2 separate regions of the Homo sapiens genome follow, and region 2 is linked to region 1. A link is a contact called in ENCODE Hi-C or POLR2A ChIA-PET data. All regions are on one chromosome and are shown on one strand. The core of a region is the stretch at or near the end of the contact, and the rest is flanking DNA. Distances in the headings are between cores, read along the strand shown.

What was found. A loop is a pair of places that touch in the nucleus more often than their neighbours do. ChIA-PET counts read pairs that join two places held with the same protein, here RNA polymerase II (POLR2A). Pooled maps may share reads with other maps.
Region 2: a map of PC-9 shows a loop between it and region 1 (11-fold over the local background). The contact joins two enhancer-like sites. A Hi-C loop is called at or near these places in 1 of 168 maps with a recorded cell type or tissue (PC-9) and 1 of 50 pooled maps. POLR2A ChIA-PET finds 5 or more read pairs at or near these places in 2 of 52 experiments (GM12878 and activated T-cell).

Annotation. Positions count from the first base shown.
Region 1 is chr16:78,210,000-78,215,274 of GRCh38, reverse strand. The region is part of intron 5 of WWOX (WW domain containing oxidoreductase); the gene reads right to left. Among named protein-coding and RNA genes, the nearest start is that of WWOX-AS1, 29 kb to the left of the region's middle. RefSeq lists an enhancer at 816-1,315. Within about 2 kb of position 3,179, at least 4 of the 41 ENCODE cell types and tissues checked have a DNase peak (open chromatin) inside an H3K27ac peak, as active enhancers do; they include PC-9, where a contact is called at or near this core.
Region 2 is chr16:80,024,905-80,030,179 of GRCh38, reverse strand. No RefSeq gene overlaps it. Among named protein-coding and RNA genes, the nearest start is that of LINC01228, 200 kb to the right of the region's middle. RefSeq lists enhancers at 2,626-2,685, 2,195-3,394. Within about 2 kb of position 3,024, at least 6 of the 41 ENCODE cell types and tissues checked have a DNase peak (open chromatin) inside an H3K27ac peak, as active enhancers do; they include PC-9, where a contact is called at or near this core.

The DNA of each region.
Region 1 (5,275 bases), core at 1,930-4,429:
CAATCATCATGAGGATTAACAAAGAGGAAACACTGTGCATAAAACACCACGTGAGCACAACACCTGATACATAGCAGGTGCTTGATATGGGGAAGAAAATGACCCATGGGACTTAAGTGATTTTACAAACAGCACACAGTCAAAGAGCAAAGCCAGAAATATCATGCAATCTTCCATCCTCTAACACTCTTTCCCCAGCAATATCCTACATCTACTACCAAACCCCGCCATGTCTCAAACCACTGAACTTTGGCCCATATTGGCTAAACAGCAAAGACAATCCTCTTAATTTAACCCATTCTCATGGTAGTCTCTGTAAAGCTGCTTGAATATGATTAAGTATCAAATACTGTCATATCAGTAGAACTAAAATATACCAAGTAGTATCCCTAGTTTCCAGCCCAGCTCCAAATTTTTAAACGACAAACCTTTTTTTTTTTTTGGTAATATTTATTCATTGACTATTGATATTTAACTGTTTTCACAATGATAAAGTAGCTCATTAAGAAACAAATAAAGACATAAAATCAAAGTATGAAGCCAACTGAGGGTCAAACTGAATGGAGCGTTGCTGGGCATTAAGGTTACAAAGAAAGAAAGGCCTTGCCTTGCTTTTAGCAGGCTTAGCAACTTTTTCAGGGACCTGGGACACGAATATTCAAAAAAGAAAGTGCTAGGCAGTGTGGCTAAATGGCATGATTAGAAGGGACAGCATATTCAGAGGGAGGTGCAATCCCTGAGGGCTGAGGTCCAGGAAGAGACTTCGGGAGGAGATCAGACTTGGAGGATGACAGGGGTGGGAGTGCAGACAGCGACCACAGAGCTGACAGCAGCAGACTTCGATTGTGCACAGAATGCCAGCCACTGTTGCTTGGTGGTTTATCATCTAAACTCTCACAAAAGCCCTAAGAGGTAGGAACAATTACAAACCAACACCTTTTACAGATGAGATAATTGAAGTTCAGAGAGGTTCAGTACTTGGCTAGTGATCGCACAGGTAGGAATTAGCTTGAACTAGGACCCCTCGGTCTGATCTTGAAAGCACTCAAGAGGAGCTGCGGTGACTTTGGGTGACAAAGCACTGACAGGGAGATAGGGATCCTGAGACGTGAGGGTCCAGGGGGTCAGTCTGCAATGTGGAGCTGATGTGGACCCAGTCATGAGCCCAGCCCTAGGCAGCAGGGCATGGGCAGCAGGGGAGGCAAGGTAAGTCTGATGGGCCAGGTGCCCCTGCCCCAGTGGCTGGGAGGCGCAGACTCTGGAACACAGGTTACACCTCTCATTTCAGTGCTTAGAAGAGCAGAGGCAGCTGTACAGGGGAGGCGCGGGCCACAGCGTGACATGCTCACACCCCGGACAGGTCTGGAGACAGCCTCCTGAAACCGCCCTGGGGGCCCCAGAAGCCCTCAGGTCTCCAGGGCTTGTCACTCAGGCACCGAATACACTTAGCCTAATTGGATATTATTCCTTCTTCATGAAGCCAAGCAGGTTGTCACCTAGTTCCCTGGGTAAGACATTTGCAGCTTCATTTTGCAATTACATCTCCCTGGTATTTGTCATGGCACAGAAGTGAAATTTCTGTCTCTGGTCCCCAATGTCATCTTTTCCTTCTGTTTAAAATCTAGGTGCTATGCCAGTTCTTTTTTTAATCTGTAAGTTCTTTTCCACCCTCTCCCCCACAAAAATCCTGCAATATCTGACCAATTATTTTCTCAGTCACATTAAAAATAGATGCCATTCGCATTGCCACTATGGCAGTTGTGAGCGCTGCTCATAAGTATCCTGATCTTCAATTCTTTAGGGCACACAGTAGGACTGCACTTATCTTTCGAATTGGGGCATGACCATTGCCTTGCTTTCACCAATGGATTGTGGGGAGAAGCAAGATTTCTGAGTGGAAGTGCTTAAGCCAGACACTAATCCCCCATGCTCCCTTATATTAGGGAAAGAACAGAGGCACATGTAAGAGATGGTGCTGAGGTCAGCCTGGATCCCTGAAAGATTTTTTTTTTTTTTTTTTTTTTGAGATACAGTCTCGCTCTGTCACCCAGGCTAGAGTACAGTGGCATGATCTCAGCTCTCTGCAGCCTCTGCCTCCACGGTTCAAGCAATCCTTGTGCCTCAGTCTCCCGAGTAGCTGGGATTACAGGTGCACGTCACCATACCTGACTAATCTGTGTTATTAGTAGACATGGAGTTTCACCATATTGGCCAGGCTGGTCTCGAACTTCTGACCTAAAGTGATCCGCCCACCTCCCAAGTTGCTGGGATTACAGGTGTGAGGCATCGGGCCCAGCCAGATCCATGAATGACTTTAAAGCACAGCCCCTTACCTCCCATCTGTGGTCAGATATCACGAATGGGAAATGAATTCACCATGCTAAGCCACTGAGATCCGGGCGTGTTTGTTACAGCAGCACACTCCAGTGCAGCTGGCCTGAGAAAAGCCATTTTAAGCAGTTCAAGTTCCATCCTGTGTTCCATGTCTTTCTCAAGAGGTTGGCTTTTACTTTGCCTTCCAGCATTACCAGACTGTTCATGAGTTATCAAGGGCAGACCAGGCAGGCCTCCCAAGGGGCAATATCTATCCTAAATCTTGCGTCCTTTTTGGTTCCTCTCTATGCTGCATACCCTCTTTCGTGGACCTAATTCAGATTTGTAGAACAAGAAAATGTTTCTCACCACCTTGTCATGAAGGGGACCTAGGTGAACTCACCCACATTTCAGCTACAAAATTCAAATGCAGACACAGCCCATCTATCAGTCCTCATGGGACTTTGCAGAATCCAATATAAACTACAGAGGTAGTCAAAGAAGGGGTTGTTCCTCCATTTCCCCCTGGCAAATCACCACCATTCCTGGGGCCTGGATGCTTTAGGGATCACAGTAGGATTACACTTCCCTGTCCTTTTGAATTTGGGGATGGCCATTGACTTGCTTTCGCCAATGCAAATTGTTTCCTCTGAGGTTACATCTATTCCTACCAGCCTAGATTGATCAGCCTCTGCCCTCAGAGAAGAAATCAATCCCCCCTTTTCCATGGAGTGAGCTTTCCTTCTGTGACAGCACTAGACTGCCAAAGAAGCAGAGAGCTGAAATGCTCCCAGCAGCTCTACAGCTGAGGCCAGGTGCTAGCCTCTGGAATGAGGCTGGACTGGGCAGGGCAGTTCCCGGCCCTGCATTCCAAACAGGATGCTCACCTGCTTGCTGCTCCCACATGCCTTTCCCAAATACACCAAATAATAACAAAAGAAGATGTTCAAATAAATAGAGCTCCCATGATTATGTACCATGGTAGCAAATAAATAGAGCTACCAGGATGTTAACATGCATTATCTCCAGTGTCCAAAACAAACTCAGCTCAGAGAGGGTAGGGGCAGTTAATGACAGAGCCTGGATTTGAACCTCGTTCTTTCCACACCATATTCTGGTCCCTCCCACTGGTGCAACCTTCCTCCCTTCATGCATGTTCTTTGAGTTCTTCTCCCTGCTGGGAAGATCTTCTCCAATCCTAGCTGTGCTGCAAAGCCAGGTTCCCACTGCAAAGCCACTCCGTTATTCATTCTCACCCTGAACTCTTCCTTCTGGAACCACTTCTCTACGGTGTTGGTAACAGAGTTAGCACACTGATTCTAAGCACACAGTCCAGCAGCCTCTTTTTTCTATATTTCCAAGACATCAATGTAGTCTTGACAATGCAGCAGCAGCAGCAGCAGCAGGAGCAACAGCAACTGCCAAGGTCTGCAAGTGGCTTCAAGATGCCGGGGACTTTATTAAGCAGTTCCCAGGTGTGATCGCTCTCTCTTGCACTCATACACTCAGCTCAAAGGTCACCTCAGCAATGAAGTCTTCCCCAAGAACCTGACAAGATCAGTGCTCAGCACACAGTAGGCCCACAGCATGTATTTGATGTACAAGTGAACAAAAGGAAGAATGAATGAAAAGAGCTCTTCAAAGCCATGCCTCTGGACTCCTTGTGACGTGTGAGTCCCCTGCCACAGCCATAAGAAGTCTCCAGCGGTTCTACCATCGCCTTCTTGAGAAGTAACACCCACCCTAGACTCGTGGGAAATTGGCAGCGTGGGAATTAAACTCACAATGTCTGTTCTCTTCCACTGAGCTGCACTAGGGCCAGAACCCAAAATAAATTCCTTTCAGCCCTCTAGCCTCTCAGTAGGAATATCTGAAGTATCTTTAATCAAACTTTAGAGGCTGAAATTGCCCACAATTCTAAAAATGCCTCCAGTTACTATGGATTTATCAGTGAAGAGAATGAAATAAAGAAAATTTGTTTCATAGTTAAAGCCAAGGCCACTTTATCCCAGATGTACTTAAATCACTTAGCTCTTAACAGAATCTTTAACTATAAATATACTAAATTTGGTAGTAGGATAGATTAACTACAAAAGGAAATTAACACTGCCTTAGAGAATGTAGATAACATATTAAACCACAGATAGGCTACTTTGGAGAATTATAACTGGGTAGACCTAACATTTTTAAATGGATATTAGAGATGATGAAATGCCACTTGGCCACCCTCTGAAATGCAATTGAATTTACATTGATTAAGGAAAAACAGGGGAAATCTAATATTATATAATGCCTTACATTAAAAACTTTAAACAAGCCCCAAAGTGGCTCCTTAGGAAACAGGTTTTGGGTGACTAAGCAGTGTGTCATTAGCCCTCTGGTGAGAAAACGCAGGATTTAGTTCCTTATGAGAGACAGAGAAAGAGAGAGAGACAGAGAAAGAGAGAGAGAGTGTGTGTCTGTGTGTGTGCACGCGCGTGTGTGTGTCAGGTTTCAACTGTGGGTAAATTAGCACTTGCCTTCCAAAGAGACCAGCAGCAACTACAAAAGTTTGCAGGGCTTTGTCATTAGCCTGTTTGCATTCTCCAAAGCAAACTGACAGTCTCATGATGCAGGGCATTAAAAATCCTCAGTGGTATCGACTGCCTGAAGCCGATGCTTCCCTGTTAAATACAGCATGGCTCAATTAAGAGCTCTTCAATATACAATTTAATTTTTCTTTCATCTTGATCCACAGCCTGGCTCAAAATGAGGAATGCTAGAATAGATGTACTTTGAATATTGAAGCAAGTCTTTATAAATAAACCTATCACCCTTGTAATGATTTCTGTCATAACATGACAAAATAGATGAAGCTCGGCGTCTGGAACTTCAGCTCACACGTCATTTTTCCAACATCACCAGGACCCACAATTTTTTTTTTTCTTTTTGGCTTTTCTCGTACTTTTTTCCAGTTATCTCT
Region 2 (5,275 bases), core at 1,775-4,274, 1.8 Mb before region 1:
CCAAGAATTTGCATTTTAATAAGTTCCCGGGAGCTGCTGATGCTGTGTGTCCAGGGACTTCACTCTGAGAAACACTGTATTAGGATACATTGTACTTGGGTCAACGGTCATATGATTTGTTGTTCACAGATATGCAGGAAAACTTAGTGGTTTCTTCTTGGCCTGGGGGAGTCAGGAACTCTGCTGTGTTAAACATGGACCAAATGACCCATCGCTTTCGGTTCATTCACTCAGGACATGGGTTCACTCTGGTAATGGTCACGGCAGGAGACTGCCTGTTTCTTGGGCCTGGAATGCACTGAGTCCTTCCTGTTGACTGATAACAAGTGGCTAGCCTCATCTTGCAGCAACACGTCAGATGGTCCCTGTTTAGGAGCCATTTTGATGATAATTTTTGTAGGACTTGCCATTGCAATATTGACTCCATTAGGCTCCCTCATTAGTTCGTTCTTGCACAGATAGAAAGAAATACCAGAGACTGGGTAATTTATAAAGAAAAGAGGTTTAATTGGCTCATGGTTTCATAGGCTGCACAGGAAGCATGTCGGCACCTGATTCTGGGGAGCTCTTAGGAGGATTTTACTCATGGTGGAAGGCAAAGGGGAAGCAGGCTGTCTTACATGGAAGGAGCAGGACTAAGAGACAGATGGGAGGTGCCTCACACTTTTAAACACCGAGATCTCCTGAGAACTCATTCACTATGCAGTACCAAGGTGAGATGGTGCTAAACCATTCATGAGAACTACACCACCATGTGCCAATCAACTCCCCTCTAGCCACTCCTCCATCGTTGGAGATTACAATTCCACATGAGATTTGGGGTGGGGACACAGACCCAAACCATATCAGCCCCTATCTGGAAAGGCCTCAAGTGCAGCCACAGTAAATGTGTGAATCATTGCTCCTTTCCTAATCCCACCTGCTGTTTCAGCTTAGTTTTCCACTGTTATTTCCCTACTCCCAAAGCTCCTGCTGCACAAATCTCTTCTTTCTTCCCAGGGCATTGTTGTCAAGACTCTTGCAAGCTACTTAGAAATGTTTGCACTCAGCAAAGCCTTCTTGTATTCAAGAGGGTGAATGAGATAATGGCGATAGAGAGGTTTAGTGGCTATGGGGCCCTGCTGCTTAGCAGTTAAGAACCTGCCTCTCTTGTAATCCAGCTAGCATGCACTGGAGCTGGGTGGTCTGATAGAAGTTTCTTAAGTTGGTGCTTCCACTTTCCTCATTACCAAATAAGATAAAAAAATTACAATATTTCTGAGTTATTTGGACTGTTAAATGACTTAGCATATGCAAAAACCTTAACAAGGTGTCTGGCACAGAATAAGCCGCCACTGGCAAGAGTTCCTTCTCATGTATATGAAGGTCGTGCGCTTTGGAGAAAATGTGGAGAAAGGACATTTGGACTGGATCATGAAGTGATCCAGCTTATGGGCAGTGTTTGGGGTTTGGGTAAGAATAGTCTTTGTGGAAGGAATAACACAAGCAAAAGGAGAAAAATAGCCATGGGATGGGGGCATGGGAAGGGAGGGGTCTGAGAAAATGTGGAGGAAGGACATTTGGACTGGATCTTGAAGTGATCCAGCTTATGGGCGGTGTTTGGTGTTTGGGTAAGAATAGTCTTTGTGGAAGGAATAAGACAAACAAAAGGAGAAAAATAGCCACGGGATGGGGGCATGGGAAGGGAGGGGTCTCTAGCGAGGAGACTGTCTCTTGTCTATCCTGAGAGCCTCTTCTCCCCTTCTACCCACCATGAATCCTGGGCTACAAATAGGAGAACATCTCACTATTCTTAGGAGACCAGACCTTTGAGGTACATCATGCCTGGGCTTCCTCCCTCCACGCTTTGGAGCACTTTCTCTGACTCACTGGCAAGATCACCTCTTCTTTATGCACCATGCACAGAACAACCCTCTGTTTTCAGCCTTATCTTGCTGTATAATTATAATTATATATGTGTGTGATAGAGGGTCTTGTCTCCTTGTTGAACTGATTTTTTCCATGTTTATGAGGGAGCCATGTCCATCTCTATGTTCTCCATGCTTGACTCATGGTGGGGATTCCGTGGTTGTTGTCTGAAAGTATAAATAGACAATGAATGGATAAAGAAAGAGTTAAGTGAATACAGTATTTTCCCACTAAAGACTAGTCCAAAGCATAGTGTGAAAGCAGTATAATATAGAGCCATGTTCCTCAACAGGTGGGGCGTGGATCAGTAGCATCTTCCTCACCTGGGAGATTGCTAGAAATGCAGACTCCCAGGTCTCATCCCAGACCTGCTGAATCAGAATCTGCATTTTAACAGGATCCCGGGGTGATTCATGTACACTTTACAGTTTGAAAAGACTGGTCTAGTGGTTAAGAGAGAAAGCTCTGGAGACCGAGTTTCAATTCCAGATCTGTGTCTTACCCAGCTATGTGGACTGGACTTATTCCCTCAGGGCCTTAGTTTTCGCATCTTTCATATGGGCAAAATGATAGGAGCTCCTTCATTGTCTTGTTGTGATGATTAAATGTGTTAACATGTGTAAAATACCTTGCACGATGCTTGCCAAATGCAAGCATTCAGTGTTCAAAAAATAGTAGCAGTTGTTATTATTATTCATATCCTTCTGACTGCCCGTGAGACCGTGGAGAAAGAAAGGAAACCTCGCTGAAGATCTAAATAGACACTGCTCTGTGTTTCCTCTCCAAACCCGGTAGCTGGGTGGTGGGGACCGGCTGGCCTCTGGGCTGCCTCTTCCTGCATCGGGCCCCCTCAGTGGGGCACTGCTGACGTGAGCAGCGTGGCCCTTCTCTCTGCTGTCATGCCGCAAGCCCAGAGCTTCCTGGAGCTGAGGACATCAGCTAGACAGAGAGAACCACCCTTTCCCCGGCGCTGAGTCATGCTATCTCTATTCAGACAGGGATCAGGGCAGGTGGGAAACTCTACAGCCTGGCGGAGATGCCCCGGGCGAGGGATTGGGTGACTCATACTGGGACATGAGTAACACTTATTACATAAGGGCAGATCGAGAGTATTCAAGTGCCACACAAGCCTGAATCTGTCCCCACAGACTGGGGAGGGGGTTGTCAGGAAGGAGACTTGCCCAAAGACAAGTCCTGGAATCTCCAAAACAAGTTGGCCCCACTTCTCACGAGTTGCTTCTTTCACATATATGCCCAAGGACAATATCATCATCATCATCATTGATGTGGTTATAATTTGAAACAGGCAGATAAATTGCTTTTCAGGACTAGAAAAAACCTGTGGGTAACTTACTTTAACTTTTAGAGGTGCAGATTAATTAGCACCCAAACTTTGGAGATATGAAAAAGCAATAACTCTCCTTTTTAAGAGCTATGTAAAAAAAGTGAAGTCAATTTAAAAAGCAATTCAGTAGAAGAAATACATTTATTTAACAAACAAGGATAAAAATTTTACACTGATGAAATTAACAGTATTCCTCCTTCAACATATGCATATTCCAGGATTGTGAAGGTAGAGAGAGATGTATACCCACTGATGATGAGTGTGGCAAAAATCAATGGAAGCTTTCTGTCGTGAAGTTGGGCTTAAAAGTCTTGTGACATTGGACCTTCTAGGTTTAAGCTAAAGACGCAATCTGAAATAAAAAAGATAGTTATGAAGAGAGAAACGTTTTCTAAATTATTACTTATAATAAGGGAATACAGAAAGCACTTTTCAAATCCAACTATACAATTTGGTTTCGTCTATAAGTGGTAAATGTACTGGGCATTCAGCTATTGGAAAATCTTTTGAAGTCCTCAGTACTATAGAAGATCCTAGTGCTAAAATGCTGGGTTAAATGGTAAAGCAGAAAACAAAATTTTTAAAGCCTTAGGGTCAAAGCTACATTAACAACAACAAAAGGTCTCTCTACTCTGGAAAAAAATCCAACTGTAAAAGACTAGAATGAAACATAAAAATATTACCAGTAGTTATGGAAGTTCAGTGAACATTTTCCATCTTGATTAAATTTTCAAAACTTTCTGTACTTAACATGTCTTTATGACATAAATGTATATACAAAAGTATTATAAATAATAAATATCATATACACTTATTTAGAATATATATGAATATATAGTATAAAAGTGATATATAATATATAACATATGATTTGAAACAATGAATACTAGCAATATAGTATAATATAATATATAGGAAACTGTCAGATTAAAGTTGAAGGAGACTCTGTGGCCAGTGTTTTATATTCATATACCAAATTCTTCTTATGTGCAAAGGGTGACCAGCATACAAAGGTTAGCTAATTCATAACTTTAGTCCAGTGTACTTTAGAAGAAAAATTAGATGGGTGTGGATTATGTGCTATATTAATCCCTATGGATTAGATATTTCTGTGTAGAGAACTCTGATTAATTTCCTTATTGCTGATCTAGCCAGGCAACAGCTTTTACTTGTGGTAGTTACAGGCCTTTCGACCTCACAGTAGATAAATCAGATGGCAATAGAATTGGTACACACTCCCTTCCATCCTCTCCCCACCCTTTCAATAAATGTCAATTTTCTGGGTTTTTCCGGGCCATGGAATGTACGTGTCATAACCGAAGAACAAATCCATTTGCATTCTCAACCCAAACACCATTTTGGAACTCCAAACCTCCCTGAATGCCAACAGGGCTGTGGCTCCATGCCCAAAAATATAAAGGGAGAGCCTCTCACTTCCCATGAAATCTTAAATCTGCTTTATGTCAAATGGTGGCTCCAACAGAAGAAAGTGGCCAGAACCAAATACTCACATTCTGATACATCAATCCGGTTAATCCCCTGGTCCTGCTAAGCTACAAGGACTTCCAAAAACACAGTCCAGCTATCGTGAGGCATGATGTTTTTTCCAAGCCCTGATCTACCAGGCATGCAATTGCCATATTCATTGTCCAAGGCCCCATCTCTTCTCCTGTTGATCTCCAACCAGGGGTTGCGAACTAAAGCCAGTGGGCCAAATGCAGCCAGTTGCCGGCTTGCTTTTTCTTTTGGCCCTTTCTTAATGGCCCTTGATCTAAGAATGGCATTTATTTATTTATTATTAACCAGATGGTTTGAAATGATTATATAAATATGTACCTAATAGCCTTGAGGCTGCCTTTTGGCCTTGATTTTGCGCAGAATATTTACTATCTGGTTCTTAAAAGAAGCCTGTCCTGAAAGTTTTTGTTGTAACCATCCCAACCTAAGAAATTATTTCCTGGATGCAGCTCCTTACTGATACTCCTGTTCCATGCTGCCCCCTCCCCACATATTTTTTGTTTT